Linked DNA regions of Homo sapiens: region 1 is linked to region 2. The links are chromatin loops, found by intact Hi-C in ENCODE. Cell type or tissue: Caco-2. All regions are shown on one strand. Links, peaks and the distances in the headings refer to the core of each region. The heading gives the core; the rest is flanking DNA. Region 1 holds the start of LOC340090 (a long non-coding RNA gene). Region 2 holds the start of LOC105379030 (a long non-coding RNA gene).

What was found. Hi-C counts contacts between places; a loop is a spot of excess contacts. Peaks named below come from ENCODE experiments on the same cell type or tissue, not always from the same donor. Only the 100,000 strongest peaks of a DNase experiment are listed, where the experiment ranks them.
Region 1: it touches region 2 in a loop (2.7-fold over the local background); 2 of 110 quality-filtered maps call a loop at or near these places.

Annotation. Positions count from the first base shown.
Region 1 is chr5:73,199,162-73,204,535 of GRCh38, reverse strand. It overlaps LOC340090 (a long non-coding RNA gene), which reads left to right and starts at 2,575. Exons shown (of 3, transcript NR_134291.1): 1 at 2,575-2,718; 2 at 5,277-5,374. In Caco-2, for the core only: a CTCF peak has its summit at 2,409 (motif pointing right); a DNase peak (open chromatin) is centred at 2,395; H3K4me3 peaks cover 566 bases.
Region 2 is chr5:73,150,374-73,155,747 of GRCh38, reverse strand. It overlaps LOC105379030 (a long non-coding RNA gene), which reads left to right and starts at 5,156. Exons shown (of 2, transcript NR_134252.1): 1 at 5,156-5,328. It also overlaps the pseudogene LOC101060067. RefSeq lists an enhancer at 1-499. In Caco-2, for the core only: a CTCF peak has its summit at 2,808; no DNase peak of the experiment used is centred there.

The DNA.
Region 1 (5,374 bases), core at 176-5,175, 49 kb before region 2:
GCTTCTGACAGCTGTGGGAGCCGCCTTCCTGCCTGGATAAATCTAGTCTCCAACGATATTGTTGCACCTGTTTAAACAAGGAACAGAATAGGTATTTATTTAAAGTTCAAGAGGCCATATGAGCCATGGCCTAAATATAGGCCTGGATATAATTATAAAGATACTTAATTCTTTGTTCTGAAAGATTTTTGCAGCCCACTATTCCCTCAAAGGCTTGGGCAGCTTCCTTTAACACATGTACCTCCCAGAACGAGTAAAGGCAGGGCGTGAGAATGCCTCTTGGAGGCCAGGCATTGTGGAAGACCCCTGGCCCCAGCCCTGACCTTGCTCATCATCAGAACCACCAAGGGGAAGACTCGATAAAGGTACAGAGCTCTAGGTCCTCTCCCAGCAATCATCATTCCTGTGCTCTTGGAGTGGAGCCCAGGAATCTGTATTTTTAAGCTCCCCACATGATTCTAATGCTTACCCAAGTTTGGGAACCCTTGATCTAAGGCATGGTAGTGGGGGCGAGGGGAAGCGGTCCTTTCTGTGAGGCATTTCTGGGACCAGGTCAGGGATACTACTAATTGGTATTTACTGAGCCCTCCTCACATACAGGCACCCACCATGATTCCCATTTTCCAGATGAGGCAACTGAGCTCTTTCATTCATTTCTCTGCTGTGTACTGAAGTACCTCAAAGCAGGAGTTCACCATGTTTTTGAGGCCATGGAACCTTTTGAGACTCTAGTGAAAGCTATAAACCCTCTCACCATAAAACTGTACATGCATGGAAGATTTTGCAGTGTTGGAGGGTTCATGGAGCCCCCTAAAGCCCATCCAAGAATGCTTGATTAAGAATAGTCATCATGAAGGACATTCTCTCAGGGCAGGCCACCAACAGGCACAGTAAGCTTGATCCGTAGCAGCCTGAGGAAGGGCTTCTGGAGCACCTGCGTGTGCAGAGCACATTGAGAGATGCTGTGGGCACAGAAGTGAAGATGACATGCAATGAGCTGGAAAGACTCAACTGAACAGAAAGAGAGATAATATGAAATTCAAGGTAGTTTATGCTAAGTCCTAAACAACAGGGGCCAACAAGCCCTGCAGCTCAGGGTGGCAAGGAGTCATGCACTGTGGCCTTGGTAGGAGGGCTGAGAGGTTGGAGGTTGGGAGGTGAGGCCTGACCTGAGCTCAGCAGGCAGGAGAGAATTCTGGGCAATGGGGGCTTGGTGAACAGCATCTCTTTTTTTTTTTGAGATGGAGTTTTGCTCTTGTCACTCTGAAGTACAATGGCGCAATCTCAGCCTACTGCAACCTCTGCCTCCTGGGTTCAAGCGATTCTCCTGCCTCAGTCTCCCGAGTAGCTGGGATTACAGGCACCCGTCACCATGCCCAGCTAATTTTAGTATTTTTAGTGGAGATGGGGTTTCTCCATGTTGGTCAAGCTGGTCTCGAACTCCTGACCTCAGGTGATCCACCCTCCTCGGCCTCCCAAAGTGCTGGGATTACAAGCCTGAGCCACCACGCCCAGCTAGTGAACAGTATCTCAAAGGAGAGGACGGTTTTGGGGAGGACAGGAGAACCACTAGTAGGGCAGAGACAAGGAAAAAAAGCCTGGTCATTTGGTTTGGTTTTAAGGGATTCTGCATACGGAAGTTTTTAAAAAGGAAACGAAAGAGCAGAATAAGAAAACTATTTTTTAAATGTTCAAACGGGGTGAAAAGTTTTGTAGCCTTTTTATTTTAATTTATTCTTTTTTTTTTTTTTTTTTTTTGAGTCTTGCTCTGTCACCCAGGTGGAGTGCAGTGGTGTGATCTCCGTTCACTGCAACCTCCACCGTCCAGGTTCAAGTGATTCTTCTGCCTCAGCCCCCTGACTAATTTTTGTATTTTTGGTAGAGACGGAGTGGAAATCATGTTGGCCAGGATGGTCTCAAACTCCTGGGTTAAAAGCGATCCACTGGCCTCAACCTCCCAAAGTACTGGGATTACAGATGTGAGTCACCACGCCCACCTGTAGTCTTTAAAAAATATGTTTACGTTGAACAATTAAATTATTGAAACACAAAACATGCTATATAATTGTTCTGTTCAGAAAAAATATTACAGAATTTACAAAAAATATTAACTCAGTTCCCCACAAGCAATGTAGTCCAGTAACAGGGCCAGAGATAAAGTTGCAACCTCTGTCAGCTTCTATGGGACCGTGTCCATAACCTCATTTGCAGATGAGGTCTAACTTCGAAGTGTAACCTCTTTGTGAAAGCAGAGTTTCAGGCCAGCAGTCCTCCTGCCGCCCTCCCTCCCTCCCTCCGCCCTGTGATAGGCCCTGCGAAAGGCTCTGCCTTAGAGTGGGGAGGGTCTGTGCCGGGATGTGTCCCTTTGGGTCCCATTGGAGAGGGCTCTGGGGCCCCGCTAGCGTTTCCTCCTTTGTCCTGTAGGGGGAGCCGCTGCAGTTTCGCGGGAAGTCGGCCCGGCGGAGGGCAGAGCCCTGGGCGTGGAGGAAGCTGGAGCCAGGGGAGACTGGCAGGAAAGGATCACGTGGGCCAGCGAGAGGAGAGCCTGGACAGGGGCCAGCAAAGGGCGAACTTCTGCAGACGAGGACTATCCAGCCCTAGGGGTACGGGAGAGGGAAAGACGAGGCCGAGAGGGACCCTGACTTTGCAGCAGGGTGTCTGGGCATTGGTGGCTCCACCTGCAGAACCAAAAGAATCCACCAGGTCTGATGGGCAAAGGTAACAAACTCGGCGTGAGTCCTGCCTCGCTGCGTGGGTCGTCTCAACTGTGCTTCCTGCCGAACGCCCTAGTAGCTCCCTAAAAGATGGGTGCTGCGGGCAGGGTCCCCTGCGCGCCTGCCACCGTATTCTCTCTGAAGAGGGTGCAGGTTCTGAGAAGCACCTGCTTTTTTCAGCTAGGGAGGTCCTGATCTTTTTGCTCTTGTCCCAGGACATGGCATCATAATGTGAGACTTAGATTCTTGAAATTGGGAAGGGATTTCAGCAACTCGAGGGCAAGTTGCAGATATATGCAGGTGAAAGTCAATCATAAGAAGACAAGGCCAAGAGTGAATCTGTAATGTGAATGTTAGGTGTGGGCAGAAATATGAAATGTGCTGGCTGGAATGGACCTTTACTTTTCAGGAATAGCAGGAATTAACATAGAAAGAGGTTTATGTGGAATTAGAAGGAAGAGTGGAATCAGATATCTATTTCCCATAGTGGTCCAGTTTGCTATGAGTTTCAGAAATGCACATCACCACGATCTGGTATCGTGAAATGATTTCTTAGGTAAATAAGATGGTTTTCTGTTTCCAAATATAATATATATATATATATTTTTGAGACGGAGTTTCATTCTTTTTGCCCAAGCTGGAGTGCAATGGCACCATCTCGGCTCACTGCAACCTCCGCCTCCTGGATTCAAGAGATTCTTGTGCCTCAGCCTCCCGAGTAGCTGGGACTACAGGTTCACGCCACCATGCCCAGCTAATTTTGTATTTTTAGTAGAGAAAGGATTTCACCATGTTGGCCAGGCTGGTCTCAAACTCCTGGCTTCAAGTGATCTGCCCGCCTCAGCCTCCCAAATTGCTGGAATTACAGGCGTGAGCCACCACGCCCAGCCCCAAATATAATTTCTTTGCATAAAAATGAGCTTACTAAACAGACTCGGAAATTATTGTGAGATCCTATAACCCATTTTAAAAAAACAATTGAAAACATGCTGCATGTCTGATTTCCCATGTTGAGACAAAGCTACATATGACCACTTTTGAAGAACAATAGCAATATAAAGGTACATTTAGCTCTATTCTCATTTAAAAACGCTGTTATTTTAATTGACAAAACTTCACTGCTGGATTTCATTCTCCGTTTTGCACGGAACTTCCTTAGTCCTCACAAGTATGGTGTTTTAATTATATGTTTTTGTATTGACTGGTAAAAAGAACCAAACTCCATCCTGTCTCGTCCAGAACAACTCAAAAAAAAAAAAATGATGCTGTCATCTTCAATTCTCTTCTCTTGTAAGTTTTGCTCAGAAATGGGATATGTGCTGGAGTCTGCTATAATCACTGTGGTAGCAACACTGAGTGTTTCTGGCTTGTCAGGTCCTGTTCTAAACTATATACATTAACAGATTTAATGCCAAAGCAACACTTTGAAGAAGATAGACTATTATACTATGTAGAGATGAGGGAAGTGAAGCAAGAGTATAATGCCTAAAGTCACTGAGCCAGTAGACAGCAGAACCAAGTTTGAGATCCAGCCCATCTGATTCCCGGGTTCTCGCTCTTAAGCACTCCAGCATTGTGTCTATCATTCCAGAACTCAAGAAATGCCCTTCGTTTGGTGGAGCACAGGGGCTCTGAGCTCTGGGAATTATAACTGATTAGATCTCAACATAGGCCCAAATGTCAACAGATTTTTCTTTCTGGTTTGTGGGAGTTTCAAAGCAAATAAAGCCATCACCTGGTGTATAAGTGACAATCGCCTCAAGGCCCATGTAACTTCCCTGGTGTGTCTCCCCTGTGTTTCTCAGAAAGGACTCAAATGATATTTTTTCATTACATTTCCTTGGATGTCCACTGTGGGGACAAGAGTTACTTTATTTTAAATGCTAATCCGCCTGACTAACCCCGACTCCGGGAATGCCTCCAAAATGTCAAGTTGTATTACTCTTTATGTAGGAACATCTATTCACTCTCAAGTTTCCTCCAAAACAATCCTTGGTGCTGTTGCAGAAATCATAGGATGTGATGCCTGTAGCCACCTATGTATTCTTCCAGAGTGCACATACTTTCACCAAGATAAAAGCCCTGGGTCTGTGGGCAGTTGCAGTGCGGAGATCTATCTCAGTCTTATGGTTGTCTGCCTCATTCTTGAGTTTCTTGGCTCCTTCAGCATTTGGGGGTTGCTTTGCATATATGGCCATTTCAAGGAAAATCCACTCTGTATCAAATGTAGGAACAGTTCCTCATCTTAGAAGTGAGAAAAACCAGCTCAGAACAAGGAAGTCAAGGTAGAACTTCTCAGAGTTGAACATGGGGAGAGTGTCTTAAACCCTGACAGCCTAGGCTGACAAGAGCAATTCATTTAGGTTCCTCCCTGCAGGAGGCATGACTAGTGTTTAGCAATATCCTCATCTTTCCTGCTTCCTGGGTGTGCACTAGCATCGACTTCTCAGATCCCTTGTAGCTAGGCAGAGTCATGTGGCTAGTTCTGTTCAGTAATGTGGATGGAAATGTCACACATTGCTTCTGGACTGAGACAGTGAAAACCCCTGTGTGGTTTTCCAGGTTCCTCCTCCCCTGCTGCAGCTAACATGGAGGACTTGCATGGAGATGGTGGAGTCACAGGATGAACACAGGCTAAGTCACTACCTGGAGGACAGCTG
Region 2 (5,374 bases), core at 108-5,107:
GAATTGCTGCTGCCTGAAATGGAAACTGTTCTCCCAGCCATAGGCAGGCAGAGCCAGGAGGGGCTATTCCACAGCTGCTCCCCACCCGCAGCCCATTCCCAGGCTCCACATGGCTCCCTCAGCCTCAATGCCACCAAGAGAGCTGCTCAACCTGCGAGGCACTAGCCCGTCTGCTAACAACCACAGAACGCTCTGGGAGGGATGCGGCTGGGTCTCCTTTGCCTCCTCTGAGCCACAGAGATTGGCCCCCCGGGGACAGGTCTTCCGATTTGGGTTCAATCTCTGGCTGAGGTCTTAAGCAGTTTTTCTATGCTTGATGATATGTGAGTGAGAGCCTGAGAACTCTTCCTGCCTCCTCTTGGAGAATGTCTGCCAGCTCCACATAGGAGGTAAGCTGTTCCAGGAATCGTGCATGTGAATTCGGCTTCATAGTTTTGGCTTCATAGATGGCTTCATAGTTTCAAGATTAAGGGCCAAAGATGAATTCACAACGGTTCTTGCCACCCAGTACTTCATTTATTCCTCTTTAATGTCCTCTATATATTAATCCATTTAGGTCCTTTCATGCAGACCAAAGTTGTCCAACATTGGAGTAATACTTTCTTGTCCCTTTGGTCCCCTCTAAAAAGCCCACCAATAATTTGATTCAAAGTAGAAGAACTTTGGATAACAGAGCGTTCTGCAATACTAAACAAGGTTCATAAAGTGCCACTCTGGAAGGAGTCTTAAAGACCAACAGCCAGCACCACGGATATATTTTTAAATGGTGCTGAGTAAGAAACGTTAGGAAGCAAATGAGGACTATAACATAATGTAATATATGTAAATTTTAAATAAATACACAAAATAATAATCATATCTTATAGAACTACATACCTATTCAAGGATAAATATCTTTCACATTGATGTAGTGGCCTGTTGGGAAGAAAGGAATTAGTGCTGGGAATGGAGAAGGAGGGAGGGAGAGAGGAAGGGAGGAAGGAGGGAAGGAAGGAAGGAAGGAAGGAAGGAAGGAAGGAAGGAAGGAAAGAAGGAAGGGGAAGGGAGGAAGGGAGAGGAAGGGGAACAGGGAAGAAGGGAGGAGAGGAAAGGGAAGAATTTAATAATGATGATAGCAGATTATGTCTTGAAGAATATGGAGTAACTCTAACATAAGTTAAAAAGGAAGCAAGCCCTAAATTAAACCTTTCATTTTACAGATGGAGAAACTGAGGCTCAGAAAGATGAACTGTTTGATGCTGGGATTTTATTGCTGTTCAGAGGCAGAAACCAGGCATTTTGACTTCCAATTCAATGTGCTTTCTACTGCATCAAACTGCTACACGTATACTTATAATGCCTCACTTCCTTCCCTTCTAATGAGTAATTCATCTAAGTATAGTTTTAACTGGAGAGGTTGATCATTGCTGGCCCAATTCATGGTCCCTCTCCCAGAGAAGCCACCCACCCCTACTGAAAGACTGAGGCCTTGTTGGACACCAGGTGACCCGGATCACCTTCTCTTGGCCGATGGGCCTGAGGTGGGAAACTGATTCAAGGGCAGCCCTTCCAGAGACAGGGTGGGGGTCACCAAGCATCCTGGTTTGCCTTGGACTGAGGGGGGTCCCAGGATGCAAAACTCTCTGTGCTGAAACTAGAAAAGTTCTGAGCCACCTGGGACAAGCTGGTCATCCTGGCAGGGAGGGACTTAGGACCTGTAAGGCCAGCTTCAAAAATAGATTCTCAGTGAGAAACAGGGAATCTAGCAGACCGAGACTGTTGGCTGCAATAGAAGTGCCGTGGTGTAGAAAGAGGGCAAGGGGCACTAAGGAGCTTCCATACGGGTCCTATATAAACAAAACTCAAGAGCAGAAACTTCGAGAAGTGGAGGACACTGGTTGACCAAGAGAGGAGAAAAGGGTCTATCTTTGTTTAAAGACAAGCAGATACCTGCCCGCAAGAGAAGGACTCTGCTGCAGAGAGGATAAAACTCTCGCATTGGCCCTTCATTTCAGAGGCACACGGTGGCAAGATGGGGGTGCAGATCTCCAAGAAGAGGAAGTTTGTCACTGATGGCATCCTCAAAGTGGAACTGAAAAAGTTCTCACTCGAGAGCTGGCTGAGGATGGCTACTCTGGAGTTGAGGTCCAAATTACGTCAACCAGAACAGGAATTAATACAGGAGCTTAAAATAAATTATTTAGGCAGATAGTGAGGGTAAGAGAATCCTCGGCAAGACTTCTCTCTTAACAAAAAGCAGCCCCCGAATCATTTATTTTCTAACAAAGAGCAGCCTGTAAAATTGAGCTGCAAACATAGATAAACAAGCTGGAAGCTTGCATGGAGAATGCCAGCAGCTGTGCCAATAGAAAAAGGCTACCCGGGGGTCAGGCATGTTCAACATGGAGGCTCCATCTTCCCTTTTCTTTGTCAACCACATGTACAATAAAGGAACAGGCAACATGGCACAGGCCAGGTAGAGAACCCATCACATAAAAAATAAGGGTGGTATGGCCAGTTTCTTTACAAGCTATGTAAATGACACACCTGGTCCCACCAATCGAAACCGTCTGCTCAAGCTCATCTATAAAACGCTGTGCATTTCACCATGAAACTGAAAAACCTGCTTGGGAGCCCATCTCTGCAGGAGAGAGAGCTTTTTTCTTTCTTTTGCCTATTAAACCTCTGCTCCTAACCTCACTCCTTACGTGTCCACATCCTTGATTTCCTTGGTGTGAGGCAACGAACCTCGGTTACTACTCTAGACAAATGACGCTGCTTCAAAATCATAATCTTAGCCACCAAAACACAGAATGTTCTTGGTGAGAAGGGCTGGCAGATTTGGAAATTGCCTGCTGTAGTTCAGAAGAGGTTTGGCTTCCAGAGGGCAGTGTAGAGCTTTTTGCTGGAAAGGTAGCCACAAGAGGTATGTGTGTGTTTGCCTAGGTGGAGTCTCAGTGTTACCTCCTGGGAGGGCTTGCAGCGCAGAGGGCCTGCTGTGGTGTGCTGTGGTTCATCAGGCGGGGCGTAGGGGGCCACAGGCTTCAAGGCTGTGGTGTCTGAAAACTCTAAATGCAGGAAGTTTGTGGATGACCTGATGATCCTCAGCAGGAACTCTGTTTACCTCATTGACACCGCCATGTGCCAGGTGCTGCTCCAACAGGGTGTGCTGGCCATCAAGGGAAGGTCATGCTGCCCTGGGACCCAGCTGGTAAGACTGACTCTAGGAAGGCCCTGCCTGAGCACATGAGTATCGTGGAACCCAAAGATGAAGTACTGCCCACTACCCCATCTCAGAATAGAAGGGTGGGGAGGAAGCCATAGCTCCTGCCATGCCGCAGCCAACCCCCACAACATGACAGGTTCTCCTTGACAGCTGTGTCTGGCATCTGGATGTTGTCCTGGAAAGGCCTTTAATAAAATCTTGTACAAAGGCACAAAGCCTGACTCGACTGTATGTCCAGTGTTCAGACTGAGGGGCATGTTGGCCTGCAGAGCATTCCTTGACCTCTTGGTTAAGGAATTTGCAGGGCCCAGCACGGGAGGACCCAAGCAGAGCTAACCAGAGGAATGTCCCATGTGAGAGTGAAGGCTGATGGCTAGCAGGGCAGCACCTCAATTAACTGTTCTGTAATTCAGGATTGTAGCTTTAGAAGGGGGATATATTTAGAATGATTTTTCCTATGCCTAAGGAAATACGCATTGCACATAGAAAGTAAATACAATGGCCATTATAGTGTGCGTCATACTGTGCTAAATGTTCTTTGCATTCACAATCATTTACTCCTCAACATCTGGTACGTGGAAAGGAAATGTGCTGCACCACTGAAGCTCAGGCTCAGAAGCAAATTTGCCTGAGCAGTATGGAGCTGGCATTAGAATCCACATTCCTAAGTTCTGCTCTCTTGACCATTCTGTTCTGGAAAACTGTAAGGAACATTTAAATTGTCAACACAATAACAACAAAGCACCTCTTACATCAGTCTTTGGTAGCCCTGAGTGTGGTCTCAGCCTTCCTCCAAGGCTCGCAGGTGCACAGCTTACAACCAACCCCTCTTCTCGGGAGCTACTCTCATTAGCTTTCTGCTCCTTATAACCATGAGTCTGACCAGCATGATTTTTATTTTAGGAAAACTGGCTTTCAGTAGCTCCTTCCTCAAAAACCACTGTGGCCAATTTCAGGTTCTCAAAGAGACTCTTTCCAGATGCTCCTGTTTGCTGTTGCTGCTGCTTCTGCTTTCATTGCCAAGGAGAGGGTTGCAGCAGAAGACGCTCCTCTTCTGTAATAAGCTGGTTCTCTCCACTCAGCCTGAGTACACTCAGGGCTCCAGACACTAAAGAGCAAAACCCTCTCCTCCATCCCCACTCAGATGCCCACTTCTGCAGCCATCACCGTATAGGATCAAACTTCTTGACAAAATTATTTATTCCCCAGGCCTCCATTTCCTCCCTTCCTGTGCAATCCTGAAGGCCCTTCCACCTTCCCACCCCTAGGAAAATACTCTGGCCTTGGTCCCCAGGGCCCACAAAGCGGCCAAACCCAGTGAACTTTTTCCTGCCTTTAACCCCTGACGAAGTTTCTGTAACTTCCCACACCATCGGCCACATGTTCTCCTTGAACTCAGCCCTCTCACCTGCCAAGGTACAAAAGGCCTCACTGCCTCGCCCTCTCCTCAGCCCATTAGACTCTATTTCCCTCCCCTTCACTGGCTCCACCCTCCTCCCTCCCACCTAATAAGGAAACACTTTCTGGATTTTTTGTCCTTCCCACATTATCTCCAAGACCTCGCCTTCCCAAAACCTCATCTGTCCGAGGCTCTGGGTACTGTCCCGGAGTAACAGTGAATTTGAGGTCTGCAGGGAGACACTTTTGCATATGTGTGTGTAGCCTTTTGTAAAGTGCCTGTGTGGATCTGGTTTTCACTGTTTAGCAAACAGGATCACCTGGGCCTTGTTTATCCCATTACTTTGTTATGAGACTTTTAGTTTGGCTGGCAGAATTCAGCCAGAGAATGCCCTGTGCAGGCGCAGAGAAGGATTGCAAAGTGCCAGGGGTGGGTGACTGGTTAACCATTTACTTCCCTCCCAGGGAGGACAGCAGAAAAGAGGCCCCAGCTGCTGCCCACTCCTGCCCACAGCCTTGGTGTTCCTGATCCAGCACGTTGCCATCATCCTCGCCCCAGATACCAGCCAAGGAGGCTGGAAGGCCAACCAAGCTCCAACCACTGGGCGTCCCATCGCAGCGTGGCTTTACTGCTAACGTTGGCATTGCTGTTTGTGCCAGGGGTTCTGTTCAAAACCAAGCTCTTAGAAGAATTTGGAGGAAATTATGACTGCAACCATGTCTTTGTAAGTGTTATCTTCTAAGGAAGAATTTATAGACTTTGGAGTAATC